Linked DNA regions of Mus musculus: region 1 is linked to region 2. A link is a loop called in an ENCODE intact Hi-C map of the cell type or tissue named here. Cell type or tissue: left cerebral cortex. All regions are shown on one strand. Each heading gives the region's core, and the rest is flanking DNA. Links, peaks and the distances in the headings are about the cores only.

What was found. Peaks named below come from ENCODE experiments on the same cell type or tissue, not always from the same donor. Only the 100,000 strongest peaks of a DNase experiment are listed, where the experiment ranks them.
Region 1: it touches region 2 in a loop (2.3-fold over the local background); 10 of 42 quality-filtered maps call a loop at or near these places.

Annotation. Positions count from the first base shown.
Region 1 is chr2:156,123,685-156,139,830 of GRCm38, forward strand. It overlaps Nfs1 (nitrogen fixation gene 1 (S. cerevisiae)), which reads right to left. Exons shown (of 13, transcript NM_010911.2): 4 at 16,045-16,128; 5 at 10,722-10,874; 6 at 8,949-9,042; 7 at 7,969-8,103; 8 at 4,754-4,911; 9 at 3,982-4,087; 10 at 3,327-3,408; 11 at 2,635-2,718; 12 at 1,597-1,686; 13 at 1-643. The coding sequence ends at 580. Among named protein-coding and RNA genes, the nearest start is that of Romo1, 12 kb to the right of the region's middle. In left cerebral cortex, for the core only: a CTCF peak has its summit at 6,462 (motif pointing right); no DNase peak of the experiment used is centred there.
Region 2 is chr2:155,967,832-155,983,977 of GRCm38, forward strand. It overlaps Cep250 (centrosomal protein 250), which reads left to right. Exons shown (of 33, transcript NM_001130000.1): 9 at 924-1,031; 10 at 1,455-1,613; 11 at 2,164-2,405; 12 at 2,882-3,064; 13 at 4,117-4,261; 14 at 5,512-5,658; 15 at 6,422-6,652; 16 at 7,840-8,033; 17 at 8,253-8,380; 18 at 8,558-8,727; 19 at 11,313-11,480; 20 at 11,881-12,015; 21 at 13,552-13,674; 22 at 15,452-15,585. LOC108168808 (a long non-coding RNA gene) reads right to left here and starts at 7,840. Exons shown (of 4, transcript XR_001783524.2): 1 at 7,755-7,840; 2 at 7,569-7,648; 3 at 6,379-6,526; 4 at 5,444-5,761. In left cerebral cortex, for the core only: no CTCF peak of the experiment used is centred there; DNase peaks (open chromatin) are centred at 6,526 and 6,737.

The sequences.
Region 1 (16,146 bases), core at 3,339-11,338, 160 kb after region 2:
AATTATTAGAATAATGATTGGGGTCATGGATATTTCTACTTACATTAAGTCAAAAGAGAGGAAAGAAGATGAGACCCCAAAGGAAACAAGACTTTAATACAACTTGGTGTTCTTCAGCTGAAGTCGATACAAAGAGATGTCTTTCAAAGCCACAAAAAAGGTTAAAATAAAGTTTGTTTATGCCAGTCCCTAATGGCGCCAGTTCAGCTGAGCAGCTAGAGTAATGATTCACAGAGAAGCAGTCTTTGAACCTAGAGCCTTCTTCCAGTTCTTCCATCTCTGCACAGGTAGGTCCTCCCTGTGGCAGTAACAAGGCAGTGCCTCCAGGCCCTCAGATAAGAATGGCCACGCCAGGCAAGAGAAGAACTCCTGAGGAAGATTACGGAATACATGCCTACACAGGAGCCGAGGCTAAGAAAGCTAGCCTCAGCTTTCACTAGAGAACATTCTGTGGTGAAGTCACTGCAGAGCTTCCCATCTGCTTTGAGCATGGACCACGTCAGGCAGTGAGGTTCCTGGCTGTGCACAGATCAGTGAGGCCAGAACAGCCAGGCCAGCACAAAGTCACAGCCCACTCCTCTAATGCTGGGTCCACTTGATGCTCTTGAGGTCAATGCCATCCTGGACCATCTCCCAGAGAGGACTGCCAAAGAGAAGAGGCACTGAGTGAGTGAGGGTTAGACAGGAAGCAGCAGGTAACACTGCCTCTCAGGCCCTGATCAATCATTTCCCTTCTGTCCTTGATGCTTCTCTGCCTTTTGCCCTGGTGAACCCCAATACAAGAGACAAACAAGCCTCTTCTAGCTTCTGTAAGTCCTGCTCAGTCCCAGGCCTTTCCTAATTTCTAGCATCAGGAAGACTATTTATTGCTTTAGCCTGAAAGGATGCCTTAGATCTCAGGCCTGAGCACCCAGGAAGATTGTGGGTAATGACCTACTTTGTGCATGGTGGGAGTGATGACTGTGAACATTTCTTTGTTTGTTTTTACCACTGACGCTGAGACGCAGAGTCGCGCATGTGCACAAACACAAACACACACACACACACACACACACACACACACACACACACACACACACACACACACACACACACACACACACGAGGCAGCATCTTCTGCAGAGCCAAGCCTGACACCAGTACTGAGCTTGGTGCTTCCGTGTCCCCAGTTAGTTTTGCTCAGTGTCACTGAGTCCCACCCTTTGTTTTTGTTTCTCAGAAAAGGACTTATGCACAATCTTCCTACTGCAGTCTCCGGCTCACAACATCAGGCATGCACAAGATCCCTGGTTTGAGTTTTGTCTTCCTGGCAGGTACTCTACCACTGACCTTCCATTGGTTTTTGGGGACTGGGGATCAAACCCAGGCTGTTTAGAGATGATACATAAGCAACCTCTATGCTATATACAAAAGCCTAGTTTTAAAACATATTCTGAAGAACAAGAAGACAGGAGGTCAACTTCCCTGCTTTGTGGACTCTTTACAGCCTACAATCCCTTTACACTCGGGTTTCCGGCTGTATGAACAGAGTCTAAGGACAAGAAAGGTGTCAGCGGTACGGTGTCTTCCATAGAGTCCACACGCAGGCGCACACACCTCATTTCTCGAAGGCGCTTCACGTGGTGGATGCACTTCTCCGCCGTGTAGTCCACCTCCTCTTCTGTAGTGAAGCGGCCGATGCCAAACCTGAGAGAACACAGAAGATCGCTACACCTGGCAACAGGTTTGCTTTTTGTTTTTTGTTTTGACCAATACTCTCTGAGGACATACTAAATAAAAGATAACGAAAGGGCTGGGGATGGAGTTCAGTAGATAGAGTTCTTGCTTAGCATGCATGAAGTCCTGGGTTCAACCCCTGACTGGGTTGGTGGCACATCTCCAGCCCTCGAGAGGTAGACACAGAGCAAGCAGGGGCATTCTCTGGCTACAGTCAATTGGAAGCCAACTGGGCTGCATGAAAACTGTTGGAGCAAAGGAGGTAAACTGGAGCTGGGAGACCCACAGTGCCTCTCTAGGTAAACAGGAGGTGGGAGACCCGCCATGCCTCTCTAGGGAAAGGGTTCTGAGAACACAGCTTGAGGGGCAGACTCCACCAAGCTTCCTCCATCTACCCTAGACCTCGTGGGCAGAGGAGCTGAATACAGGACTCAGACACCCTCATCAGGGACATAGCTCAGCAGGAAGAGTGCTTGCCTATCATGTACAATTACCCCAAACTGCATAAACTAGGCATAGTGAGCACACTCCTGTAATCTCAGCACTTTGGAGCAAAGACAGGACAGAGTTCAAGACCAGCCTGAATTTCTGACAAGACCTTAACAAACCAGGAACACACCCACACCCACTCACACCCCTACATACACTCGCCCCCACACATAGTCACCCACATAATCACACCTACTCTCATACACAAACACACACACAAAAATACCCCCACACTCATACACATATATACACACACACATACACAGAAACATTCCCCATACACACATACTCACACACATTCTCACACCCTGTCTCTCTCCCCTCCCCTCCCCTCCCCTCCCCTCCCCTCCCCTCCCCCCTCCCCTCCCCCCTTCTCTCTCTCTCTCTCTCTCTCTCTCTCTCTCTCTCTCTGCAGCTGACCTCACTGACCTGATAGAGGAGTGTGCTAAATCCTCATCGGTACCAATTGCTCTGAGGACATAAGAGGGCTCCAATGATGCAGAAGTGCAGGCACTAAGGATGGAGACAGATCCTTTTAGTCCATAGGACACACCCTGAAATCATACCATGGGGACAGAAGAAACAGCCTGGTGATGCCCTGTACAGCCTGGGATGTAAACCCAGCTTCTGTGGTCCCTATAGACAACTTCCTGGACTGAGGACACCAATGACTGAAAGAGCATAAGAGCCCACACACTGGACCTGACAAAACAGCCAGGGCAGAAAATACAGTATGTAAGCCTGGAGGGTAAACAAACCCTTGTGGCTTACACCCAAACTGTTAGCTCATCCCTGCAAAAGGCATCTTCAGTTAAGCACAGTTAATCCCAGCACTCAGGAGGCAGAGGCCAGAGGATCTTGGTCTATATGGAGCATTTCAGGACTGCCAGGGCTACAGAGAGAGATCTTGTCTCAAAAGGAAACAAAAAAGACACATCTTCTAGGACCGACAAGACCCCAGTTTCCAAGGAGAGCCGCTGGAACGGTCACCTCAGCCACGGCCATCACCTGAGGCCTGAGCTTTATCGTGATCAAGTGCTCCTGTCCTATCCACACTGGGAAGCTCACTGACACACAGGGTACCTGACAGGCAAGGTCTCTGTCGACACCGTCCAACTCACCTCCCTGAGGACAAGGCCACATCCTTGAGGGCCATCAGCAGGCTCTCTCCTTCCACATACGCGAAGGAGAGGTTGATACAGCCTGAAGAAAAGAACACACAGTGATGGGACTCTGGGCCCCAGCATCTGTCTGAATGGAGACTGAGAGCTGGAGACAGTGGAGGGGTACAGAGTGCCTACCATAAAGGAGACAAGGACAGTCAAAAATAAAACAAAACAAAACAAACAAACAAACAAAAAACCTTTTTTAGGTACAAAATATATTTCAGAAACAAAACCAGAATGGTAGGGTAAGTAGGGGCACCAGGATGATTCTGCAGGTAAAGCCCTTACTACATGCGCCTGGTGAGCTGAATTCTATCTCTGAAACCTATAGGAGAGTGGGACAAGAGAAATGACTCTCCATGTGTACAGTGGAGGGCATCCTCCAGCCTCACATAATAGCTGGGTGTCTGTGGTACACGCCTTTAACCCCAGCACAAGGGAGGCAGAGGCAGGCAGATCTCTACGCGTTCAAGGACAGTCCGGTCTACAGGGTGAGTTCTAGGACAGTCATGACTAAACAGAGAAACCCTGTCTCAAAAAAAATGAAATAAAATAAAATAAAATAAAGCAAAAAGCAAAGCAGAAGAAGACTGAAAGGGTGAGCCCATACCAGGGTAGTGCTGCTTCGGGTCCCCGTTCATTACCACATCTGGAAGATTCTTCATTATGTTCTGTACCAGTCGCTCTGCTAACTTTGAGATCCGCTTATGGTCGTACTAAGGAGCAGGCAGGGGAGAAGGAAGTACAGTGACCAGCAATCAGCTCAGAAGAACGAACTCCTGAAGCCCTTCTCCCTACTCAGGAGTCACGCTGTATCTATCGAACAGCCCCATCTGATGACCTGTTAGGTGTGGAGACCACACTATCTCCAGCACTGGGCGAAGTGTCTGGTGTATAAAAGGTGCTTATGAGCCGAACACAGGGTGCCAGCAACATACTGAAAAATGGACTGTTAATTACAAGCAAGGCATGTATGGGTTTTAAACCATCTCTTTCAGAACAAGGGGCTGTGGTTCCTTGACAAAGTAGGTTTTAATTAATTTTGTATGTACACATGTACATTTTACGTTTATCTACAAGGGACTGAACCCAAGGTCTTACCCACCCTAGGCAAGAACACTCCTACTGATCCAGCCCTTTACTTTTAATTTTGATCCTGAGTCTTGCTATGTAGCCCAGGATGGCCTTAAACTGAAAATTATTCTCCTGCCTCAGCCTCCGAGCAGCTAGGATTACAAGCAAAGGATGTCAGCTGCTCAAAGGCAGGACAGCCTTAGCCCTGCTGTTCCAGAGATCAGACTCATTTATGCTAATGTGTCACTAAACAGGGAACCTGCTTGAGGGGAGAACTTGGAGAGGGGACTGCTCTCCCCAATACTTACTTCCATCTCTTGTTGTGCCAACTCACATGCAGCTCCCAGGCCCACCACCAAGGGTGTGGGCACTGTCCCAGACCGCATACCCCGCTCCTGCCCGCCTCCACTCTGTAGGGCCTCCACACGTACCCGGGGCCTACGGCGGATATAGATAGCACCAACCCCTTGGGAAAAAAAAGGTGTTAGAAAAAAAAAAAAAAAGAAACACAATGGAACAAAATATTACTTTAAAAAAATAAGATTAAAATATTTCAAGTTTTATAGTTAATTTTTTCTAAATTAAAAAAAAAAAAAGAGGAAAGAAAAAGAGAAATGAAAAAAGCATAGTTTGTAGCAAATGTCCCCAGCATAACTATGTTACAGCAGGTATACCCTATATCAATGACCAAAATGATTCCAAGCCGGCCACTATGCACGAAGAAATGACAGCATACAATGAGGACTATTCCTAAGAGCAAAAGGATCAGAAACCAGTTAGAGATGGCCACTGGTACCGAGTACACACTGCTCTTAAAGAGGACCTGTGTGTGGTTCCTGGCACCCACGTCACAGAACTCAGGAGATGCAGTGCCCTTTGCTCGCTCTCGGAGTCTTTGCAGGCACCTGCACATACTTTCATAAAACTCCACACAATAAAAATAATCATAAAACTTCCTAAGAATAAAAAAAAAAAAAAAAAAAAAAGGCTTGCCGGGCAGTGGTGGTTCACACCTTTAATCCCAGCACTTGGGAGGCAGAGGCAGGCGGATTTCTGAGTTCGAGGCCAGCCTGGTCTACAAAGTGAGTTCCAGGACAGCCAGGGCTACACGAGAAACCCTGTCTCGAAAAACAACAATAACAACAAAAAGGCTCAAAAAGAAGAAGGAGGAAGAAGAGGAAGGGGAGGAGGACAGGAGGAAGAGGGCAAAAGCCCACTAGGGGATGTGGAGATGGATCAATGGTTTGCTGCCCTTGCAGAGGACCCAGGTTCAGTTCCCAGAAACCCAGACACAGCTCACACAGCTCAAACTCCAGGCCAGGGGAGTCTGTGTCATCTTCTGGTCTTCACGAACATTGCACTCAAATGGTATACTCAGGTACACACAGGCAAAACACTCATACACCTAAAATAAATAAACTTTTTTTTTTTTTTTGGTTTTTTGAGACAGGGTTTCTCTATGTAACCCTGCCTGTCCTGGAACTCACTCTGTAGACCAGGCTGGCCTCGAACTCAGAAATCTGCCTGCCTCTGCCTCCCAAGTGCTGGGATTAAAGGCATGCGCCACCACTGCCAGGCTAAAATAAATAAATCTTAAGAAAGCGTGAAAAAACGTAGGTGGCAACCGTTGGGAGAATGTCAAATACATTATGGAACGTCCCCACAATGAAACACCAAGCAACTGCAGAAGACACTGATGCTCTTTTGTGCTATCATTGTAAAACTCTAAAATACACTGCTGGGAAACGGTGAGCTCAGGCTTGGTGGCCCAGGCCCACAGCCAGCTTTGGGTAAAGTACAAAGCCTAAAGAGAAAGGGAAGGAAGGAGGGCTTCCCCAGCGCTGGGCTGTACTTTTTACTTTGTTTCAGCTTTCTTTTTAGAGTCTTCCATATTCTAGAGAGACCTAGAACTCAGTTTGTAACCAAGAGGAAGTTTGTTTGTTTGTTTCTTTCTTTTCTTTTCTTTTTTTTAAGATTTATTTATTTATTATATGTAAGTACACTGTAGCTGTCCCCAGACACTCCAGAAGAGGGCATCAGATTTCAGATTTCGTTATGGATGGTTGTGAGCCACCATGTGGTTGCTGGGATTTGAACTCAGGACCTTCGGAAGAGCAGTCAGTGCTCTTTTTTTTTTTTTTTTAAGATTTATTTATTTATTTATTATATGTAAGTACTCTGTAGCTGTCTTCAGACACACCAGAAGAGGGCGTCAGATCTCGTTACAGATGGTTGTGAGCCACCATGTGGTTGCTGGGATTTGAACTCCAGACCTTTGGAAGAGCAGTCGGGTGCTCTTACCCACTGAGCCATCTCACCAGCCCCAGTCAGTGCTCTTAACCACTGAGCCATCTCGCCAGCCCCCTCTTTTTCCTTTCCTTTCCTTTTTCCTTTTCCTTTTTCCTTTTCCTTTTCCTTCCCTTCCCCTTCCACTTCCTTCCTTCCTTCCTTCCTTCCTTCCTTCCTTCCTTCCTTCCTTCCTTCCTTCCTTCCTTCCTTCCCTCCTTCCCTCTTTCCCTCCTTCCTTTTTCTTTTAAAGATAGGGTCTGACTGTGTAGAGATGGAACTCACTATGGAGACCAGATAGGCCTTAAACTCACAGAGATCTGCTTGTCTGTAGGGTATTGGAATTAAAGAATATGGTAAAATGGCTGACATTTGTTTAAGAGCACTGACTGCTCTTCTAGAGGTCCTGAGTTCAAATCCCAGCAACCACATGGTGGCTCACAACCATCCATAATGAGATCTGACGCCCTCTCCTGGTGTCTGAAGATCCCCATCATGTACTTATTACATATAATAAATAAATAAAATCTTTAAAAAAAAAAAGATGTAGTGATAAATGAAAAAGCAAGATCAGAACATATATAGTTTGGGTAAAAATGAGTGGAGGGCAAGTATGGCTGTCCTTATAGGCAACTGTAAAAAGCTACCCAGGCATGGCACAGCAGACATGTCTACAGCCCCATTACCCGTGACTGAGGAAGGAGGAATCCGAACTCAAAGGCAGGTGGGACTATGTCTCACAACCCTCGGGAGGGGTGGAGAGGGAAAGAAGAGCTCATAATGAAGTCACACTGTAGAGTCTGAGCTGAGATCTTCAGGAAGAGCTCACAAGACTTAATCATAGCCTGGGAGTGCCCTTGGCAGCCAGATGGAGAGGCACATAGAAATAGCAGCCTAGTTAGTAAAATCTGTTTTGTTCTTTGTTAGTACTTACGTTGTTTGTCTAGTAAAACCTAAAACCCGAATTAATGGAATCCAGTTCCCTCAGCCAAATCTATACCTATGTCCCTTTTAAGGACATGGTGAAGAGATCAAGAAAGAATGCCAGCTATGTACAGCAGCTGCTTGGATCTACAAAGAGGCAAGTGTTTCTGGCTATTGTTGAATGATACGTCCATAGGCCAGGCCACTTTGAACGTACAACCTTCTCAGAGGACCATCACAGTCTTGACTGGGTTGAGCCCCAGCTAAATGATTTGCTGAGAATGGGAAAAAGCAGGCAGGAACTGGTTGGTACCTTTAGGGCCATAGAGTTTGTGACCGCTGATGCTCATGAGATCAATCTTCATGTCATTGACGTCAAGTGGGATTTTCCCAACCGCTTGGGCGGCATCAGTGTGGAAGTACACCTTTCTGGAACTACAAATCTGCCCTGAGGAATGACAGAGAGGAAGACACATAGCATAGTGAATGTAACCTGACAGCAATCTTGCTAAGCACCATGAATAATTTAAGTTACTGATAACATATATATATGTATGTATACACATATATATGTGTGTGTGCATATGTGTGTATGTGTACGTGTGTGTATGTGTGTACGTGCCCTCTCCTACTCCCTGTCTTTCCACCTGCCCCTGCCTCTCTAGCTTCCTCCCAACTCCCCACCTCTTTGTTATTACTGTAAAAATCAAGAGCAAAACACCAAATCACAAATACACACGACATTTTGGTGCCCGATATTCTTTTTTTTTTTTTAAAGATTTATTTATTATATGTAAGTACACTGTAGCTGTCTTCAGACACTCCAGAAGAGGACGTCAGATCTTGTTACAGATGGCTGTGAGCCACCATGTGGTTGCTGGGATTTGAACTCTAGACCTTCGGAAGAACAGTCGGGTGCTCTTACCCACTGAGCCATCTTACCAGCCCCGGTGCCCGATATTCTTCATGCTCCCTTATTAACTCTGGATTTTGCAAACGCAACATCTCCTTTTAGATACTTTTAATTTAAAATAGAAAAAAGGATATGGCTTTTTCTTACTGTGTTGTTGTCATTTGGAGCAAAAACTGAAATAAAATGTGACAGCAGCAACAACCATAAAGGGCACAAAACCCTAAACTCTAAAACCTCACATAGTAGCCAGCTAGAATGCGGGTCAGCAAGGCACACAGCTCTTCCCGTTGGTCCACTTGGCTTTTATGTCAGAACTCTGTGCCCCTGCTCCTTTCACGGACCCTGGGGTGGTAAGGATCAGGCTAACCTACCATACTCACCTATTTCTGCAATTGGTTGCTTTACTCCAATTTCATTGTTCACAGTCATAACGGAGACCAGGCTGGTGTCTGGCTGGATGGCAGCCTCTAGTTCCTAAGAATGTAGGAGTAAGGAGTTTATATGATGCCAAGAGACAGCTAGCTATATAAATAAGAATAAAGGCAATTTTAAATCTACAAGAGGAGCCTTTCACTCTAACCCTATCTAAGCATGTAAGTTAACAGGGGTACAGAGCATGTGTGAGGCACTGAGCTCACTCCCTAGTGTTACTGTTTAAAAACAATCAATAACAGCAGCTTTCCGGCTGCAGCCATAGCTCGGCAGCGGTGAGCACTGCCTGCTCATCCTGAGGACCCATGTTTACTTCCTAGCACACCATGGAGGATCACAACTGTTTGTAACTCCAGGTCCAGGGCACTGGACACTTTTTTCTAGTCTCCACGGGTACCAGGCACAGACATGCATGCAGGCATGACACTCAAATACAAAAACTAGAAGTTATAAAAAAGGCCAGGCTGCTCATCCAGAAGTCCCGAGTTCAATTCCCAGCACCCACCATGATGGCTTACAACCATGTATAATCTCGTCATAGAGTCATACATGTGAATAGAGTACTCATATACACTAATAAACAAACCTTTAAAAAGGAAATATGGGCTGAAGAGATGGCCCAGAGGTTAATAGCAATTGCTGCTGTTGTAGAAGCCCTGAGTTGGAGTCCCCACAGCCACACTCATAGCCACCTGTAACAGCCAGGCACATATGAAATCAATCTAAAAGGAGGAAGAAAACCTCCCTGCAGCCATGGTTGTAATACCAACACCTAACAGGTTGAGTGAGGAGGATCAGGGGTTCAAGGCCATTCAAGTCTAAATAACCACTGCAGGCCAGCCTGAGATTCCTGAAACACTGTTTCAAAGACAAAGATATAAACCAAAACACAAAACAAAAAAACTCCAAAAAGCTTACATGAGACCCTACCTAGGCCAAATAAACAAAGGTGATTTCAAGCTGCTGCAAAGCTACAGGAGTAAGAGCAGCGTAATCACATGGTACAAACATGGACAAGCACCTATACTCAAGCCTTTCCTTTCAGACAGGCTGTCACTCTCCAGTCCAGGCTAGCCCCATACTCTGGTGAGCCTCTTTTTTTTTTTTTCGAGACAGGGTTTCTCTGTGTAGCCCTGGCTGTCCTGGAACTCACTTTGTAGACCAGGCTGGCCTAGACTCAGAGATCTGCCTGCCTCTGCCTCCCGAGTGCCGGGATTAAAGGCCTGTGCCACCACGCCCGGCTCTGATGATCCTCTTGTTTGAGCCTCCAGCGCACTGAGTTTAAGAGTGAATCCCCCATATCTAACCCATACTAACATGTTGGCTTTTGCAGTTCTGGGGATCAAGCCCACAGCCTTGTGTATACTATTCAAGAATTATACTACTGAGCTAAACCTCCAGTCAGCCTGCTTCCTTTGTCGGGTGATAAGAAACATCAATGCAGGGAAGAAAGAGGCCAGAGCTCTCCTTTGATGTAAGTCCCTGACATCCTACCCTCATGTCCAGTAGCTCTGTACAAAAGAGGATCACCAAAATCCCTCAGAGGCAAGTTTTCCATGGAGAACAGCACACACATAAAGAACACAATCTTCTCCGCCAGGCCTGATCCATGCTCCACTCTCACTGATCAACCTTTAGGCTCCACCCAAAACTGGAGAGACAGACTTACAGGAAGGAGGCAGGCTCCTCCCATCCTGTCCCTCAGGCCGGGGTGCTCCTACCTTTAAGTCAATGATCCCGCTCTTCTGCACAGGGAGGTAAGTGACCCGAAAGCCCTCAGCTTCCAGGGAGCGGCAGGAATCCAGCACACATTTGTGTTCTGTCTGGGTTGTGACCAAGTGTTTTTTCCTTGACCTGTAGAACCTGGCCACTCCCTAAGAGTTGACGATAATGTAATGAAAACAAAGCATAGCATCCTTGGTACCATGAATCCCATTCATAAACAGCCCTTCTGTGAGGGAGGGCTCAGGATTGCCCAGAGCCTCAAGTACGCTGAAGACGTTTCATGTGACAGACCAAGGCCCCACTGGTGCATGTGATACTTTTAGCATCAGGAGAAACTATAAAGATAGGCTAATAAAAACAGAAATACTGCCGGGCAGTGGTGGCACATGCCTTTAATGCCAGCACTTGGGAGGCAGAGGCAGGCAAATTTCTGAGTTTGAGGCCAGCCTGGTCTACAGAGTGAGTTCCAGGACAGCCAGGGCTACACAGAGAAACCCTGTCTTGAAAAAAAAAAAAAAAAAAAAGTGCCAGTGCCTGGCAAACACGCTCACAGTCAGCTATTGGATGGAACACAGGGCACCCAATGGAGGAGCTAGAGAAAGTACCCAAGGAGCTGAAGGGGTCTGCAACCCTATAGGAACTAACCAGTACCCTCAGAGTTCCTGTCTCTAGCTGCATATGTAGCAGAAATTGGCCTAGTCGGCCATCGTTGGGAAGAGAGGCCCCTTGGTCTTACAAACTTTATATGCCCCAGTACAAGGGAACGCCAGGGCCAAGAAGTGGGAGTGGGTGGGTAGGGGAGCGAGGAAGGGGGAGTGTATAGGGAACTTTCAGGATAGCATTTGAAATGTAAATGAAGAAAATACCTAATAAAAATTGGAAAAAGAAAAAAAAAGAAAATGGCATATCAAAAAAAATATTATGATGTAGTGAAAAAGACATAAAAATTGTTGCAGTGAAGTGGCCTGTATTAAAAAAAAAAAACCCAAAATATCAAATGAACATTTATGTTATTAAAAGGACAAACAAACAAACAAAACATAGTCAAGTATAGCCCACATACCTACGGTCTCAGCATTAAGGGACAAGAGGGCATCTGCACTCTGAGACCATCTTGGTCTACACAGTAAGTTCAGGACACTCAGGACTACTTAGTAAGATCTTGTCTCCAAACAATCAAAAGAGCACAAGGAACAGAGGGAGAAGTAAGACAGGAAAGCAGCGCAGCTGAGTGCAGTAGCCTGGAGTCGGTACTACTATGGGGACTGAGGGCAGAGGACCATTAGAACTTACGGTCTCAAAATAAATAAATAAAAGATAAATGAGGCTCACAACTCATTCCCTAAGGTGCTTGCTGCACACACATGAGGATCGCTTGAGCTGGGGTGAAGGCTCCTCAAGGCTCATCAGTTCAGAGCACTTACAAAGAACCTGGGCTCTGTACTTCGCATCCACTGGTGATCACAACTGCCCTTGGCAGGGGATCTGGCTCCCTCTTCAGGCTCTGAGGGCACCAGGCACATAAGTGGCAAACACAAACACACACACACAGACAGAATAAAAACAAATAAATCTTTTTTCTTTTAAGCTTAAATAAATAGGTATAAGGACCGAGCTCTACCCAGATCCAGTGCTCCTGCATCCTACAGAAGCAGAGACCGGAGAATCCGAGGGACACCAGCCAGGCAGGCTGGCCCAGGTAGGGAGCTCTGGTGCTGAGACCGGGCTGGTGTTGGTGAGCATGATGCCTCCCTAGGTAGGTGAGCACATTGTTTACACATACATGTCTTCACATCTGGTACCTAAACTGTTTGGTGTAATCGATTCAGCAGTTAAGGAGTCACACTGCCTTGCTTTTTCGTGTTGCTTTCACGTCTCTTTGCAATATAAACATGGATTAGTTTAGATGTCTCTTCTGTTTTTATTTGAGAGATGCTCTTTTTGAACAGCACACGTTTCAGAGTTCAATCTCTATCACCATGCAGGGATTTATTGTTTTAAGAAAGAGTCTTTTTTTTTTTTTTTTGGTTTTCGAGACAGGGTTTCTCTGTACAACCCTGGCTGTCCTGGAACTCACTTTGTAGACCAGGCTGGCCTCGAACTCAGAAATCCGCCTGCCTCTGCCTCCCAAGTGCTGGGATTAAAGGCGTGCGCCACCACGCCCGGCCGTTGAGACAGTCTTACTATGTAGCTGTGGAACTCACAGAGATCCACCCGCCTCTGCATCCCAGTGATGAGATTAAAGCTATGCATCGGGCTGGTGAGATGGCTCAGTGGGCAAGCCAGTAAAGAACATCCCTCCATGGCCTCTGCATCAGCTCCTGCTCCCTGACCTGTTTGAGTTCCAGTCCTGACTTCCTTTGGTGATGAACAGCAGCATGGAAGTGTAAGCCCAACTTGCTTCTTGGTCATGATGTTTGTGCAGGAATAGAAACCCTGACTAAGACAAATTGGTACCAGCAGAGTGGGGTATTCCTGTGACAACCTGACCATGTTTTGGGGAGGACTGTGGAAGGACTTTGGAACTTTGGGCTTGAAGATCCATCCGTTGTTAAGAGCTCTGTCAGATGTTGTGTAGGAGCTTGGAAGATAATGTTGAGAACAGTGCAGAAGATGGAGGCCTGGTTTGTGAAATTTCAGAGGGAAAATTAAAGACTCTTTTCAGAGCCATTGCTGTTTTGATTGTGAAGATTCTGTAGTTCTGGTTAGCTGGGGCTGAAGAATCAGCTGTGATTAACAAGATACCAGAACTACCAAAGCAAAAACTTTGCATTACTGGGACTATTGATGCTGGTTAGCTGGAGCTAAGAAATTAGCAGTGATTAAGAAGAGACCAGCATCATCGAGGTGACATCTTCTGGGAAGTGTTTTCTGAAAGCACAAAGAGGCTGTGTTCCAGAGATGGCCAAGGTTGTACTCCTGCTGCAGCGGGACTTGGCAATATGTAAGGGTCACCCAGGTGGTACTGGTTTTGAAGGCATGAAGGGGTCACGCAAAGCACCAGACTGCTCTTCCAAAGGTCCAGAGTTCAAATCCCAGCAACCACATGGTGGCTCACAACCATCCGTAACAAGATCTGACTCCCTCTTCTGGTGTGTCTGAAGACAGCTACAGTGTACTTACATATAATAATAAATAAAAAATCTTAAAAAAAAAAAACCTGTTAAAAAAAAAAAGCTATGCATTGTCACACCCAGCTCTGCTTAACTACTTATAATAGCTAAGAAGTGGAACCAGTCTAGATGTTCATCGACAGATGAAGGGATAAAGATATACAATACCACTTAATTCTGACAAAAAGAAAAATGAAATAATCACACTTGCAGAAAAATAAATGGAATCAGAAATCACTATGTTAAGTAAAATAAGTCAGACATAGAAACAAGTAATGGGCTGGAATGCTGGCTCAGCACGTGAGGGCACTTGCCACAGGCTTACTGCCAGAATCCAACCTTGGGAGCCAACTCCCACCAGTTACTGATGACCCCACATGTGTGCTGTGGCACATGCATGCACACATACAAACTGATTAATTAAAAAAGATAAATGCAAAAAAAAAAAAAAAGATAAATGCTAAGCCGGGCATGTGGTGCACACCTTTAATTAAAATTAAAAGAAAAAGATACGGGGGCTGGAGAGATGGCTCAGTGGTTAAGAGCACTAAATGCTCTTTCAGAGGTCCTGAGTTCAAATCCCAGCAACCACCCACATGGTGGCTCACAACCACCTGCAATGAGATTAGATGCCCTCCTCTGGTTTGTATAAGAGAGCAACCCTGTCTCAAAAAACAAAAATAAAAACAAACAAACAAAAAAATTAAATAACACATCCTTAAAAAGAGAGAAACTAATATCACATGTGCACAAATTAGTTTTCAAAAGATAAAAAATTGTAAATGAGAAACTGGGAGCTAAAGCTTGCTTGCTTGCTTGCTTGCTTGCTTTCTCTCTCTTTTTTTTTTTTCCCTTTGGTTTTTCGAGACAGGGTTTCTCTGTGTTGCCCTGGCTGTCCTGGAACTCACTCTGTAGACCAGGCTGGCCTCGAACTCAGAAGTCTGCCTGCCTCTGCCTCCCAAGTGCGCCATCACCGCCTGGCTCTTTTTTTTTTTTTTAAGATTTATTTGTTTATTTTATGAATATTAATACACCATTGCTCTCTTCAGACACACCAGAGGAGGGCATCAGATTCCCTTACAGATGGTGCATGACCCAAATATAGGATGACCAATACCGGACTGAGTGACCAAGTCAAAGGCCTGCAGAGGGTACCATAGCAACAATCACCTCTAAAGGCAGAGGAATTCTGTAAACAGATCTCAGAAAGGAAAAGCTGATAGGAAAGTGGCCTTGATCAACTACAAGCAAGCCAAAGTCATCTTAGAACATCGACATGGCTGAAAACATGTCCCATGAGGCCACCTGAAGACAACTGCATAGGCACACATATGATTCATGGCTGGTGCTGTAGTGCTGTGGGTCTGTGATGCTATGAGACTGTGATGCTGTGGTGCTGTGGGACTGTGGGTTTGTGGGTCTGTGGTGCTCTGAGTCTGTGGTGCTGGGGGTCTGTAGGGCTGTAGTGCTGGGGGGCTGTGGTGCTGGGAGGCTGTGGTGCTGGGGGTGGTGCTACCCCTGGTAGGTGGTTCTGGGTGAAAGGAAGCCCGCTGAGCGAGCCCTGGGGAGCAAGGCAATAATCAGCATCCCTGCATGGCTTCTATCTCAGTTGCTGCTCCAGGTTCCTGCCCTAAGCTCAGGCCTTGCCTTCCCCTCATCTCATCAAGGATTCGAGGTTGTAAGGTGAAATAAATACTTGCCTCCGAAATTGATTTTGGCCATGGTGTCTTATCACAGCAACAGAGACCTAAGCCGGACACTGTTACTCACTTTTTTAAAGGACTAGCATCCTAAAAAATCCAAACTGTTAGTGGTCCAAGAACCACCTTCTTTCCTAACCAACTGCCACACTGAACTCAGACCAATAGGCTAAAAGACTTGGCTGCAAAAGGCTGAGGAAAGCCTGCCTGATGGCTCCGGAGTCAAGGACGCATGCCTGGTGCCTTGGGTTTGGCACTCAGAACCTAAGTAAAGGTAGATGGTGATTTCAGACTCCACAAAGCTGTCCTCCACACATTTTTTTTTTTAAGGCAGAGAAAGACCTAGGGAGACATGGGTAGTTGAGTTCAAATGAGAGAGGGGCACTAATCGCTAAACCCAAGAAGCCAGAAATAGTGTCAGGTTCTCTCTTTTTTGCTTCTGGCTTCCATCTTCCCACAACCCCTCACAACTGTCGGCCACACAACATCCCCATCCCTCCTCCTACCTTAATTGCTATGTTGTTGGACTCAGTAGCTCCACTAGTGAAAATGATCTCCCGAGGATCAGCTCCAATCAGAGATGCTACTTGCTGAAAGCCAAGAGACAA
Region 2 (16,146 bases), core at 3,277-11,276:
AGATTAATAACAGTCTGTATTCCTGGGGATAGTACATGCATATGACATATGTCCTTATCAGAGAGAGAGAGGTGACTTACTGTGGTGTGCTTGAAGCCAGCGTGAGTTATGTGAAACCCTCCTAAAAGGTGGGAATAAGCAAAGTACCAGGGAAGGGATCTGTGGAGAGATTTAAACCAAGTCACATGGGAGATGGCTGAGGAGCGGGGCAGGGCTTAGCGGGAACAGAATGGCTGTGAGGAAGTTTTGCTGGCTGCCCTCAATCCCTGAGAGTGGGGTTGAAGGGAGGAGTTGAAGCTTTGTCAGTGACTGTAAGCTGTGGACGGGTAGGAGGGTTGACACTGGGGCTGTCACAGGAAGTGTGTGTCTTGTGGAAGAGTGAGGTTGTACTCACTGACTTAAACACCTGTCAGGGATGCTCCAGAAGCGATTCTCCCTCTTCAGACGGGATGTCAGGATCCTTGCCTGTCTACCTGTCTCCTTTCATGGCAACACATGTTTTGGTCGCTGACTTTTGGAGCTCCTGAACCCCTGTCCACACATGTACCCCTAATCTCACTTACCCTGGAGTCCACCAGGAAGCTCACTTCTTTTTGCCCCTTTAATTCCGGTTAGTCAGGAATTCACCAATACATACATCACAGGGCTCAAGTAACTTAAGATGAATGACATTGGATTGCAAAGAATTCTGGTTTTCCCGGGCTGTCATAGTAGTCACAGCTGTTAGAATGAGAACCTTAACCTAGGCAATCATTTAGATCATTTATTCTGAGCTTTTAATTGCCATATTACATTGTTTTTAGACCCCTTGGGAAAGTACCACAGACAGAATAGACAGAATGTGTCTGATTGGTGTGGAGATGAGAATGGTGAATTATGTTTTGAGAGTTTGGCTTCTAGGCTCTATTCTGTGCTTTCACCAGGAGACAAACCATGCAGAGTTAATGGAGCATGAGGCATCTCTCAGTAGGAATGCTCAAGAGGAAAAGTTGTCTCTGCAGCAGGTGATCAAGGCTATAACCCAGGCACTGGTAAGCCTTTCGTCTGTAACTGGACAGTGGTCGTCTTCCCCCACACCCCCCCCTTCTCTGAGTCCTCTCAGCCACCTTGAGTTGGACTGAGGGTCACATAAGGAAGATTGGCACTTTTTTCCTGTGCTGTGTAGTGGGCAGGTCCTCTAACTTGTCTGCTCTGGCTCTTAGGTCATAGGCTGAATTGTCTCTGTCGCTGCAGTAACATTTCCTTCCCTTTCCCCACTCACTCACTGCCCCGGAGAGGATTCTAGCCATGTGGCTAACTCTGTCCTTATATGACCAAACATGAAGAGTTGGGGGCCAGTCATTTTTGCTCTTAGGTTCCCTTCCCTGCTCATGCCTGGGGAGGGACCTGTGAAGGGAACCTTCAGGTTACCTGGCTCTTAGTGCAAATCTCTGTAACACTGGCTTGCATTTCAGGCCTCAGTGGAAGAAGAAGACACTGTGACCCAGTCCTCAGGCCATGAGGACTCGCTGCAGTCAGACTGTAATGGCCTTTCCCAGTTTGATCCCCAGGACCCAGACAGGGCTCTTACCCTGGTGCAGTCAGTGCTGACTCGGAGACAGCAGGCTGTGCAGGTGAGAGCCCCCAGGACACACCTCTAGTCTGCATTACCCCTTTCAGCTTGGCATATATATATATATATATATATATATATATATATATATATATATATATATATATATACATATATACACACACACACATACATACATACACACATATATACATATATACATATACACATACACACACATACATACACACACACACACATACACACACACACATATATATATATATATACACACACACATACATACACACACACACACACACACATAAATGCGCCAAGTGCATGCATGTAATGGCCTGGGAGAATGTAAATGTTTCCCTACTCCAAGAGACCCTCATGCCACTACATCTGGTGAACTCCAAGGTCTAGAACCACCCAGAAACCTCTGATCTGTTGGCATCTCAGCTGGCCACGTTTTTGTTCCCAGCTAACTGTTATGTCTGTCCTCAGCTGACTGTTATTATGTCTGTTCCCAGTCCCCTTACCTTGGAGACATTCCTTGCCTCTGGCTTCTTGTTGATCGCCTTCTTTCTGTTGCTCTCCTTCCGCAGGACCTCAGGCAGCAGCTTTCAGGCTGCCAGGAGGCTATGAGCTTCTTGCAGCAGCAGCACGATCAGTGGGAGGAAGAGGGCAGGGCCCTGAGGGAAAAGCTACAGAAGCTCACTGGGGAGCGGGATGCTCTGGCAGGCCAGACTGTGGGCCTTCAGGGAGAGGTGGACTCTCTCACTGGGGAGCGGGATGCTCTGGCAGGCCAGACTGTGGACCTTCAGGGAGAGGTGGACTCTCTCAGCAGGTGAGTGAGCAGCTGCTCGGTCCTCCCTTCCATGTCTGCTCGTTTAGTTTTTGTTTTGTTTTGTTTTGTTTTTTTAATGAAAGCAAAACCTTCAAATTTTTATTTTGCTACATATCTGCTTTTAGTTACAGTTTTGCAAGGCTGGGAATCAAACCCAGAACCTTAGGCTTCTTAGGAAAGCACCCTGAGGCCTGAGCCATATTCTCAGTTCTCCAATGTCTGGTTTCATTCCTCATTAAGCCACTTACCTACCACTGTCCAGTGTTTGACTGACTCTTCCTGCTGCCCCTGGACCAAGGATGCTGAAGGCCGCTTTGGTTTTTATTCTATTTCCTGTGAGAAGACCCTTTGGGTTTGGGTCCCTACGATCATATAATAAATAGTTTTCTCCTTGAAAAAGGCTCTACGACGTCTTTTTCCACTGGGATCTTTGATCCTCGGCCCATAGGTCTGCTCATCTCTGATCTCAATCTCAGGGAGCGGGAGCTGCTTCAGAAGGCCAGAGGAGAGCTGCAGCAGCAACTGGAAGTGCTGGAGCAGGAAGCGTGGCGACTGCGGAGGATGAACATGGAGCTGCAGCTGCAGGGGGACTCAGCTCAAGGGGAGAAGCTGGAGCAGCAGGAGGAGTTGCACTTGGCTGTCCGGGAGAGGGAGCGCCTGTAAGTGTGACCCGGCCTTTCCTCACCAGGGCCTGCCTGGCCTTCCCGGCCCTACTCTTAGGAAATAGAGAGCCTAAAGCCTACACACGGTGGGTTCCCATTAGCTTACCGCTTCTCTGTAGAAAATGAGCTCAGTGTGTTTATGTAGGGTCCAGTGGTTTTCAATCTTCCTAATGCCGCAACCCTTTAATACAGTTCCCCGTGTTATAGTGACCCCCAACCACGAAATTCTTTCATTGCTACTTCATAACTATCATTTTGCTACTGTTATGAATTGTAATATAAATATATAACATACAGAATATGTATATATGGCCCCAAAGGGGTCATGACCCACAGGTTGAAAACAGCTGATCTAGGCATTCTTGAGTCACTGTGGGGAGCGCTCAAGGATTGAAATCTGATGAGATATCAGACAAGCTGTTGCTGTGATGCCTCACGAAGCTAGAGTTCAAGCTTGGTGTTAGTTATTGAGCATCAGGGACACTTTTATGGAGGAGAAGGTTTTCTTTGAGTGGGGCCTTGATCAATTTAATCTGTAGAAAAAAGGACCAAAGGGACAGAATAGCAAAGAAAGAGAGGTAGTTTTGTGTTCAGAGCTAGCTGGCTGTGAGAAGATCATCCACTGGGACTCCAGGGTCAGTGCCTACAGTAACTAGCCTGCAAATTCCACTAGGTAATGCTACAGAAAGGGAAGGACTCTAGAGGGTTGCTGTAGATTTTGGCTTTGCCACCAGAACAGGTAAGTCTCTTGACAAAATCGAGATGTTACTTGAAAAGTTATTGAAACGATGGGACAATACTTCATCAAATGCCAGCATAGGGCTGTCAAGATGGCTCAGTGTGAGTTTACTCCTCGGACCTCTCCGTGTGTGTTACGGTTCCTTCCCCACACACAATGAAATAGAATCATTGTTTTGCTTGTTTGTTTTGGTTGGTTGGTTTATTGTTGTTATGTTGTTTTGCATAGAAACAGTAAGTATATTCCTGCCTCCAGTTGGGATGTGGCCAGTCCCAAACACTTCTCCTAGCTCCCTGTCCTTCCCTCTTAGTCAGGAGACGCTGGTGGGCCTGGAAGCCAAGCAGTCAGAATCACTAAGTGAGCTGCTCACTCTTCGAGAAGCCCTGGAGTCAAGTCGCCTAGAAGGGGAGTTACTGAAGCAGGAGCGAGTGGAAGTGGCTGCAGCCTTGGCCAGGGTATGTGGGTCTCCACCCTTCCTGCAAAGGCGTGTTCCTAAGAAAGGGGCTGGAATCCCTAGTCTGCTTCTGGGTTCTCTCCCTCCCAACATGCCCTCTGCATCCAAGTTCAATGAGTTTTTTTGAAGTATAAATCTGGTTGTTAGTCTCTTAAAGCCATCCAGGGGGCTACAGATGGCTCCGTAGTGAAGAGTGCACACTGCTCTTGCAGAGAGTCTGAGTTCCTTTCCCAGCACCGACCTCAGGGGACGCACAACTGCCTGGAACTCCAGGGGAATCTCACATTCTCTTCTGGACTTTGTAGGCACTGCACTCATATTTGTACATTTATTCATTCATTCATGAGAAGAGACAAACACACACACACCCACCTATATACACGTGGTTTTAAAATATAAATCTTTTTTTTATTACGTATTTTCCTCAATGACATTTCCAATGCTATCCCAAAAGTCCCCCATACCCTCCCCCCCACTTCCCTACCCACCCATTCTCATTTTTTTGGCCCTGGTGTTCCCCTGTACTGGGGCATATAAAGTTTGTGTGTCTGATGGGCCTCTCTTTCCAGTGATGGCAGACTAGGCCATCTTTTGATACATATGTAGCTAGAGTCAAGAGCTCCGGGGTACTGGTTAGTTCATAATGTTGTTGCACCTACAGGGTTGCAGATCTCTTTAGCTCCTTGGATACTTTCTCTAGCTCCTCCATTGGGGGCCCTGTGATCCATCCAATAGCTGACTGTGAGCATCCACTTATGTGTTTGCTAGGCCCTAAAATATAAATCTTAAAAACATATTCAATACCTTTTGCCATCTGTGGCCTACCTTCCCAAGCCCACCCTCACTCCAAGTGTCCTTTGCTCTTGCCACAAAGCATCAGCTGCAGTCTCAAGTCATCTTCCTTCATGACATTAGTACATTGTATGCACCTTCCTTTCACCTTAACTCCCAAGGTCCAGTTCCCTGTCTGTGTTCCATCAGCTCCTCTCCCTAACTGAATTGATGCCTTCTTTGAGTTTTCAGTTGCACTTACAGTTTCTGTAGTGTCATGACAACTGTAGGTGTTTGCATGACTTTCCGTGTTTCTGTGCTGTGACCACCTGTCTCATGAATGAATGAATGAAAAACTTGTTTAGATTGCAAGGGAAGAAATGGAGTGATAGTTGAAAAATAAAAAGGCAGGTATTGGGAGTGTGATTTACTGTTCCTGAAAACTCAAAGTAGGAAACACTTTAACCCTTTTGTTTTTAGGCAGAACAGTCCATTGTGGAGCTGTCAGGTTCTGAGAACAGCCTGAAGGCAGAGGTAGCTGATCTTCGAGCTGCAGCTGTCAAGCTTGGGGCCTTAAACGAGGCTTTGGCTTTAGATAAAGTTGAACTGAACCAGCAGCTTCTCCAGGTGAGCGAAGGTGTGGTTCCCAGGACCGGGCTGGCTTATCTGAAGATTAGCCTCAATAGGACAGAGTCCTCAGTGGATTAGGCAGGGCTGCTCCCAGTTATAGCTGAAATGAGCAAGAGAGACATTTGCAATGTAGAGAGCAAAGGATTAGCCTTAAGCACTGTAAATCCCCCCTCACCGGCCCCCCCACACCTGCAGCAGAACCTCCGAGCATTGAATGAATGATCAGGACAGGGAAGGTCCATGTCCCTGGAAGGAGACGAAGCATTTCATGCTATTGGGTGAGGCAGATGTGCTGAATAGCCCAAATAGCCCCCAAATCATCTCTGTTGGTTAGAAATTTAACCTTCATTTTGGTAGGGAAAACTTGTTTCTTCTAGATCTCCCGAGACCCAGAAATGTCTGTATTTCCTAATTCTGGGTATTTTAGTTGGTTGGTTGAGGTTTTTTGTTGTTTTGTTTTGTTTTTATTTTGAGACAGGGTTTCATGCTGCCAAAACTGTCCTCCTGATCCTCCTTCACCTCCCAAGGGCATGTACCACCACCTGGTATTATTCTGAATTCTCTGAAAGCGAGATTTTGCCTTTTTTGTCTCTGTCCCAGCATCAGGGCCACCTAGTGCCTAGAGTGTAGACATCAGATGGAAAGAATGGATGGATCTCCCTCCCTGTGTTCACTGTAGGTGGTTTCTGTAGAAGCAGAGGGAGCTTTAACCTTTACCTTTGATGCCCTGCACTCTTTCTCTTCTCTTTCCGGCCAGTAGTTGGAGCAGGAGAACCAGTCTCTATGCAGCAGAGTGGAGGCCGCAGAGCAGCTGAGAAGCGCTTTGCAGGTGGACCTGGCGGAGGCAGAAAGGCGCAGGGAAGCCCTGTGGGAGAAGAAAACTCAGCTGGAGACTCAGCTGCAGAAGGCAGAGGAAGCGGGGGCTGAGCTACAGGCAGAGCTGAGGGGCACCCGAGAAGAAAAGGAAGAGCTTAAAGATAAATTAAGTGAGGTGAGAGGCCATTGCGGGTGTCACTTGCAGTGTGTTACATACTTGTTGTAAGCAGAAAGACTGAGAAGTGATGTGAGTGAGGCGGGTCTTCCCACTGTTTTAATGCGTTTCTATGGAGTCCTGCGCTCACCCCCACATGCCAGTCCCCATGTGCTTCCTGCAGTCTCTCCCTCACTTCATACTCAGTGCGAACGTGTATCGTCTTCCTGCTGTAATTACTTGTCTGTATATCCTTCACAGTCAGCCAAATTATTTACTTAGTTAGTTTGGTCATTTGAGAGAAAATCTAACTCTAGCCCTAGATGGCCTGGAATTCACGCTGTGAACCAGGCTGTCCTCAACTTACAGTGTCCCTCCTGCCTCTGCCTCCTGAGTGCTGAGATTATAGCTACCAGTTACAGCTGTGCATGTGTCGTGTGGACCGGCTGTCTGTCTCTCTGTTTGCTTTTTGAGACAAAGTCTACCTGTGGGGTTTTTTTGGTTTTTGTTTTTTGTTTTTTGAGTCACAGCTTGAGGGGACATGGTCTGTCAAAGTGGGGGAAGCATGGCAGCAGATGTCTCTGTGGTGGCCAGAATTTGTGGCAGCTGCTCACTTGCATCAGGAGACAGGAAGGGGACAAGGTGTCCCCTGGGCTTTCTGCTGTTGCCCTTTTTAGAATCTACAACTCCAGCTCATGAGGCGTCTCCATCCACATTCAGATGGTTCCCCTTCCTTCCTTATCCTCTCTGGAAACATCCTCACAGACACACAGAGGCGTGGCTCCTCGGGGATTCTCAATCACGAAGTTGACAGTGAAGATCAATCATGACAGGCATACTTTTCCCTACCAGACTGCTCACTGCCCTGATGCTTGGAGCATTAGGGCAATACTTAGAGTATCCCATTCTTAGAGCCCCTTCCCAGGTCATTACCCACTTTCTTAGCATATACAGGTCCTGCTGGCCTCAGTATAGTGCCTTGCTCATTGGAGAACATCCTTTCTGGTCCGGGGACTCCTGGTTGATCAAGGACAGACAGACAGACAGACAGACAGACATAAATGCCAGTTATTCAACAATGCTCGATCTCACAGTGTGGAGTTCAGAATCCTTGAAGACTCACTGGCCTTGACTTGCTGTTAGTAGCTCTGGAGCAAGAATCCTGGGATTGTGCCTTACTCTGTGTCTCACCAATTTCTCTCCCTCAGGCACATCACCAGCAAGAAACAGCTACAGCTCACCTAGAACAGCTGCATCAGGACGCAGAAAGACAGGAAGAAACACTTGCTAGGGCAGTCCAGGAGAAGGAAGCCCTAGTACGGGAGAGGGCAGCTCTTGAGGTGCGCCTGCAGGCTGTGGAGCGGGACCGACAGGACCTCACTGAACATGTCCTGGGGCTCAGGTAGGGCCCACACTTAGTTCATCCGAGCACAGAGAGCTTTGCAAGGGTAAGGGTAGCCAAGCTAAGCTCCCTGTCCTCAGTGTATGCATTCTAAAAGAGCTGTAGACGTGTGATTGCCCTAGAGCTTCCCTGGTGACCTGTACTTAAAACCCAGTCCCTCTTGAGAAAGGGTAAGGGGCTTGATGGGTTAGAACTCTCCCTGATTCCTAAATCTTATAGGTCAGCCAAGGAGCAACTGGAGAGCAATCTATTTGAGGCCCAACAGCAAAATTCTGTGATACAGGTCACCAAGGGGCAGCTGGAGGTCCAGATTCAAACTATTATCCAAGCCAAGGAAGTAATTCAAGGTGAGAGCCCAGCTGGAATGGGGCACACTGCATTCCAAAGAGATAGTAACAGCCAAGAAAGCAGTGAGAGCTTTCTTCTGCCAGACTCGGGCTCTGAGAGGAAGTTGCTCCTGAGGCGGGTGGGCAGGGAGAAAGAGCAGGGCAGAGGCTCAGAGGCGATCTTACCTGATGTCATAGGGGAAGTGAAATGCCTGAAGCTGGAACTGGATGCTGAGAGGACCCGGGCAGAGCAGGAGTGGGATGCAGTAGCCAGGCAGCTAGCCCAAGCTGAGCAGGAGGGGCAAGCATCTCTGGAGCGACAGAAGGTGGCCCACGAGGAGGAGGTGAACAGGCTGCAAGAGAAATGGGTAGGTGGTGGATGTGATTGGGACATAGGGGAGGCAGACATGGCCTCCCTTCAGTGAGCCTGCCGCCTGCTGCCTCTTGGTCCAGATAATGCTTAGAAGAATGAAATATGGGGGGGAGGGTATGGGGGACTTTTGGGATAGCATTGGAAATGTAAATGAGGAAAATACCTAGTAAAAAATAAAAATAAAAAACAAAAACAAAACAAACTAAAAAACACTGACTGCTCTTCCAAAGGTGACCTTCCAAAGGTCCTGAGTTCAAATCCCAGCAACCACATGGTGGCTCACAACCACCCATAATGAGATCTGACACCCTCTTCTGAAGACAGCAACAGTGTGTACTTAGATATAATAATAAAATAAATCTTTAAAAAACTATGAATAATTTTTACTGATATATCTTAACTTCTTTTCATTCTATAATTGGTAACTATGCATCTAGATGCCTTAATGGGGAAATCTGAGAGTGTATGCCTTTAATGCATCTACTCATATTAAAACAGGTAAATAGACCTTTAGAAAACATTAATTATGAATATATTTTAAAAGGTTGACAGAAATAAAACAGTATTTATGTATAAGCATTTTAAATTAAAATATATAACTATGCCCCAAAAAAGAAGAAGAATGAAATGTGACTACCAAGATATAAAATCCAGTGTGTGTGTGTGTGTGTGTGTGTGTGTGTGTGTGTGTGTGTGTGTGTTTTGTTTGCTGCCTTGCCTGCTTGCTTGCTTGATGTGTATGAAGAATTAAGTATGGAGCCTAGGAGCAGACCTGGCAGAGCACAGTTATAATCTCAGCATCCAGGAGGCAGGAGCCTTGTGAGTTCAAGGCTACCTGTGTTACAAAGGAATACCCTTTTTCCAAAAGTTAGGAGGCTAGTGTATGTAGTATCACATGCCTTTTAATCCCAGCATTCGAGAGGCAGAGTCAGGCAGGTCTCTGTGAGTTTGAGGCCAGCTTAGTCTATAGAGATAGTTCCAGGACAGCCAGGACTAGAACTGTCTGGGGGGAAAAAAAGAATTGTTTCTTCTGCCGTCTAATTACTTAATTAAATTTCTTGTTCTTGTTTTTATTTTATACTCATGTAGATTTATTTTTATGCCTTTTGGGGCATGAGGAACTATAGTAGCTACACTCCTAAGTATGGTGCTTATGTGGCCCAGTGCTTCCTACCTCGTGTCACTCTGACTAAGGCAGATGCAGGCACCAGAGAGGACAGAGCACATATCATCTAACACTTCTCAGCTGGACGGAGTAGCAGTACACGCTTTTAATTCTAGCACTTCGTAAGCTGAGGCAGGTGGATGTCTGTGAGTTCAGTGCCAACCTGATCTACTTAATGAGTTCCAGGATTTCATAGTGAGACCCTCTCTAAACCTTTATTTAATTAAAAACAGTTACAAGGGAGTAGTCTGTCTGAGGGTGTGGGAAGGGGAAGAGAGAAGGGACCACCATGGCCCAAGTGTGACCATGATAGTCACTCCTTTCAGGAAATCTGAGGCCATTAGCTGATCAGTCAGCAGGGTTATAATCTTTTACTTTGGGCTTTCAGGAGGTATCATGACTGAATTTTAGTTGAGGAAATGCCTTGTGGACACTACTCAACTATTTGAAAATACCTGCTGTCATACCCACATAATTCCAAAAATGAGCAAATTTTTGGCTGCTTTCTTGTCAGCAAACTCACTGTAAAACATGATCAAGGGGCTAGAGAGATCCATGGTTAGAGAGTCTGCTCTTCAGAGGACCTGAGTTGGTCCCTAGTAACCACCTCAGGTGATTCCCAGTTGCCTCTAAAGCCTTCCTCTGGCCTCTGTGCCCATACATACATATATGCCACACATATACACATAAATAAAAATAAATATTCAAAAACAAAATAATCAAAAGTCTTAAGTTGATTCTCTCCCTCCAGTGTGGGTTCTGGAGCTGGGCCTCAGGTCTGCAAACTGACATAGCAGCTGCTTCTACTTTCTGCACCGTCTCACTGCCCAGGACGTGGCACTTTCAATAGCAAAATATTCTGCTCATAGCTAACCAGCACTGATAGACTATTTCTTCCTGTTTTGACATCACAAATTTAGCTCTCTGGTGGCCATACATTTAGACAGAGCGAACAACTTAATTTTGTTATTTTTATAGTTGGCTTTTTGACCCTGAAGGTTTGGTGTTTATGATGGTTGTGCAGTTGACATTATTTTATTTTATTTTTTGGTTTTGTTTTTTTGAGACAAGGTTTCTCTGTGTAGCCCTGGCTGTCCTAGAACTTACTCTTTAGACCAAGCTGGCCTCAAACTCAGATCCACCTTGCCTCTGCCTCCCAAGTACTAGGATTAAAGGAGTGCACCACCACTTCCAGTTTATATATTATTTTTTAAAAATAATCTTTTAAAAAAATATTAAATGACCTTTAAATTTTAGTGAGACAGGGATTTAAACTTCCCTGAGAAATGAGTCACCAGGCTTAAAGCAGTGCCCATGTCACAGTGAGACAGTGAAGAGATTCTAAGTCCAGACAAGCTCCCCGTCTCCTCTCTCACTCACTGGCTTTAACAGTATGGGTTCCTTTACATGATCAGGAGAAAGAGCGCTCCTGGCTGCAGCAGGAGCTGGATAAGACCCTGGAAACCCTCGAGAGGGAGAGAGCAGAGCTGGAGACAAAGCTGAGAGAGCAGCAGACAGAAATGGAAGCCATCCGTGCACAGAGGGAAGAGGAACGAAGCCAGGCTGACAGCGCCCTGTATCAAGTAAGCATCCTCGAGCTTTATATCCTCATGATGTTTGCATGCCCGGTCTCTTCCCCTCTTACTTTTCCATTCCTAAGAACAGGGCTCAGGAGGGGCTTCCTGAAGAGTGTAGCTACTGCCCTGCTGCCTGTGAGGAGACTAACATGCAGTTAGCTGCAAGCAGGCAGTGTGTCATACTTCCCGAGGGAGGGCCAGCATTGACCACATCCTGTCAGCTTATGAGCCGGTGGCAGTCTTTGCACTTCCTGGTTCTAAGTTAATGGTCCGAGACTTTCCCTTGCCCTCAGCCCCTCATCCTGTTGTTGGAAGACCTTGGAGCAGATGAGATGTGCTTATGGCCTCCTGGGTGAACATGATAATCCAGAGCCATGAAGCCCTTGCCCTTCCTGCCCTTCCCCAGATGCAGCTAGAAACAGAGAAGGAGAGAGTATCCCTCCTGGAGACACTGCTGAGGACCCAGAAGGAGCTGGCAGATGCTAGTCAACAGCTGGAAAGGCTGAGACAGGACATGAAGATTCAGAAGTTAAAGGAACAGGTATGGCGATGGCCCTGTGCCTGATCCTTCTGCTTCTACCACCTAGTGTGGACCATAACACCTCATTTAAAGTATTGTTAGGGATTGAACTGTGGGGCTTCAGTGCTAGAAGGAGGCAGTTTTTAATTACCTTTAAATTACATCTGTTTGTTTATTCTGTGTGCATGTGCATGCATGTACATATGGCATGACATGCCTATGGAATTCCCATGGTAGAGTTGGCTCTTTCCTTCTGCCAGCTGGGACCCTGGATTGACTTCGGGTCATCACACTTGGCAGCAGAACCTTCCCAGCTAAGGGTAGTTTTGAAGGACATGTTAGGCACAGGATTCCATTGTCAGAGGGCCCTGAAACAGACAGACAGAGGCTTAGGAAATATGGGGTAAAAGGAGGTACATGGCTCTAGTGTGATAAACTTGGGGTCAGTACAGAAGAGAGGAGAGAAGGAAAGGACCCCTCCTTAGCCATGGGAGCTTGGGGTTTGTTTAGAGGCCAGTGGAAAACTGGTGACTGATATTTTAAGTGTAAGAGAGATGCATGATTTTTTTATATTTATTTATTTTATGTATATGAGTACACTGTAGCTGTCTTCAGACACACCAGAAAATGGCATTGGATCCCATAACAGATGGTTGTGACCCACCATGGGGTTGCTGGAAATTGAACTCTGGACCTCTGGAAGAGCAGACAGTGCTCTTAACCTCTGAGCCATCTCTCCAGTCCCAGATTTATTTATTTTTATGTTATGTGTATGAATGTCTTGCCTGCATGTATGTATATATACCATGTTCAGGCCTGGTACCTGCAGAGGCCAGAAGATGTCAGAGCCCCTGGAACTGGAGTTAGTGAAGTTTTGAGTCACCATATGGTTTCTGGGAACTGAACCTGGGTATTCTGCAAGAGCAAAGAGCAGCCAGTGCTCTTAACCACCAACCATTTCCCTAGCCCCTCATGCATGATTTTATATATTCTTGTTTACGTTTTTTTTAAATTATTGTTATCTTTTGGTGGTTCTGGGGATCAAACCTGGATATGTTAGGCAAATGTTCAACTACTAAATTACAAAATTACTACATTTTTATTATTAACTTAATTAATTAAATAATTTTTGAGGCAGAGTTTCTCTGTTATGTAGCTTCTACATGTCTCTGCTACCCTAGAGCTAGGATTATAGGCATATGTCACCATGCCTGACCAGGATATCTTTTTAATGCTGTACTAGACCAGGTGGAAATGTGTGTGTGTGTGTGTGTGTGTGCAATTAAGTGGAAATAAGGATCTGCTTAGGAGGCTGCTAATGAGTCTGCTAGGGACAGTTACCAGCTCTTGGGCTTGCCCAGAAAAGTTGGCTGAACCCATGCAGGCATAGGAGGGGAAATGAGGTCTGAGAATAGAGGGAGAAAGTATGCATTGCTACTTCCTGCCTCAGTTTCTGCCAACTCAATAGAAACAAACAGACCAATTATTTATATAGTAAGGATTTCAGGAGCTAGCTCCCATGGGAGCTTTTCTGTACTCCCCGATTGCTTTCTATAGGAGACCACTGGCATGCTGCAGGCCCAGCTTCAGGAAACACAGCAGGAGCTGAAGGAGGCAGCCCAGCAGCACAGGGACGACCTTGCTGCCTTCCAGAAGGACAAGCTGGACCTGCAGAAGCAGGTACCTTTTTTTCTACTTGCCCCACAGCCCTTCCTTCCTACTCCCTTCTACAGACAGTGGAATCTGGGTCCTGCTTCTTGACCTCGGGAGAACAGAGATAGGCCACCGAACTAAATGCAGAGTTGAAGGGTGTTCAGAGCTGAGCATGTACCTTTGAGAGTTCTGGGATTGTATTACTAGCCCTCTTTATCCACAAATTCTGCCAATGGCCAGTTGAAAACATTGGGAAGGCTTTTTAGTGTAAATGTATAGACTTTTTTTTGTTCTCTAAAATATAACAACCGTTTACATAGCATTCACATTTCATTAGGTACTGTTTACATCATATTAGGTTTGGTAAGTAACTTGGAGATGGTTTAAAATGCATAAGAGAATGTGACTAGGTTATATTCAATTACTGTATGTTTAATCTCAGCATTTAAGAGGTGGACTGTTGAGATTGAAGTCAGTTGGAGCTGCAGAGTGGGATTCTGTCTCTAAAACAAGAGCCGGTTAGGAAGATGGCTGCACTGATAAAGTACCTGCTACACAGCGTTAGGGTCCGAGTTGAGATTCTCAGCCCCCTCATGAAGATCTGGGTGTGAAGGCAGGTGCTGACCCTAGCGCTGAAGAGGCAGAGGCAGGAGGATCTCTGGAGCTCACTGGTCGGCTGATCCTGCTGAAAGTAAATTCCAGGTTTAAGGAGAAAGAGAGACCCTGCCTCAAAAAAAAAAAAAAAGGAAAAAAAAAGGCTAGAGAATGATAGAGGACACATATTAACCTCTGACCTACCTGTGCACACACATTTGCACTTACACACACACACATTTTGATTGTGATTTCCAGTGGAGATGTGTTACAGGACACTGCAACCACTGCTTTCCACTTGTCTGGAATGACCCTAAGCTGACTTTTCTAAAGCAAGCCAGTTTGGGTTGTTTTTCCTGTCCTCGCTGAAATCTTATGTCCATATTTACCAGATGGCTTTTCCTTCTCATAAGCCTATAACAGAGGATGTTCTAAGGTTTGTTTGTTTGTTTGTTTTTTCCTGGAACTCACTCTGTAGACCAGGCTGTCCTCGAACTCAGAAATCCACCTGCCTCTGCCTCCCAAGTGCTGGGATTAAAGGCATGCACCACCACCACCGCCTGGCTCGAAGTTTTTATTTTATTTTATTTTATTTTATTTTACTTTTTTGGTATGTGTGTGTATAGTCACTGTGGTCTTGCCCATCACTTTGCCTTTTGGAATAGTTGTATCCCAGCAAGGTTTTTATTCATGTCTGCATTTATGTAAGATTTCTCATGCTATGAAGACAAACAGGATGATTAAGAATGGGTTGTGTAGCCAGGCATTGGTGGTGCACACCATTACTCCCAGCACTTAGGACGCAGAGGCAGGTGGTTCTCTATGAGTTCAAGGCCAGCCTGGTCTATAGAGTGAGTTCCAGGACAGCCAGGGCTACAAAGAGGAAACCCTGTCTTGAATAATTAAAAAAAAAAAGTGTGTGTGTGTGAACTTGCATATACATCATAGTGAGGTAGTTCAGAACTAACTCCTACAAATTGTCTACTGTCCTCCACAAACATGTCGTGGCATGCATTCAAGTGTGTACACAAATAAACGAATAAACATGTAAATGTAAAGAAAAACATAGTGCAGGGACTAGTGACTCCTGCAGAGCTGTGGGGACGGCCACTGACTGGCACAGCTGACAGCAGCCTGAAGCCCGAGGTTAGACGTGTCTTCCCATGCGGCCCGTCTTTGCCATCTCAGCCTCATGCTTGTCACCTTCCAGGTAGAGGACCTAATGTCTCAGCTGGTAGCCCACGATGACTCCCAGAGGCTGGTGAAAGAAGAGATTGAAGAGAAGGTGAAAGTGGCTCAAGAATGCAGCCGGATTCAGAAGGAACTGGAGAAAGAGAACGCCAGGTAGGCTAGACAGCCAGAGGGGTAGCTTTTCCTTCTCACTGTGTCTGTGTCTCCACAGTTCTCCACGTGTCACTGTGGCATGTTCTGTGCATGGTTTTCTTGACTTCTGTGTCTACTCCAGGGTACACATGTAGCCATCTGGAGTAGACATGGTCTCTACCTCAAATCTTATACTTGACTCATTTACTTATTATTTAGAAAAGACCATTGATGCACTGTTGTCTTATGGCAATGTGGTCCCCACTTCAATAAATATACCTGTAGGGAAAATTTTAATCAAACAGTTTTTTAAGATACATTGTTATAGATTTTTGCACGTTGTATGGAGGAAAGAAGCCAGGTGTTGTTGTGGGGGGTGGAGGGTGGGGGAAAGACTTGCTTTAGAAGGGTGTAGGGAAAGTCTTTCCCAGGAAGTTGAATTTAAACGGAATGCTAAGCTGAGTGTGATGGTGCACCCCTTTAATCTCAGCACTCAGGAGGCAGAGGCAGGCAGATCTTTGAGGCTAGCCTGATCTACATAGTGAGAAAATGAGTGCCAGGGCAGCCAGGACTACACAGAGA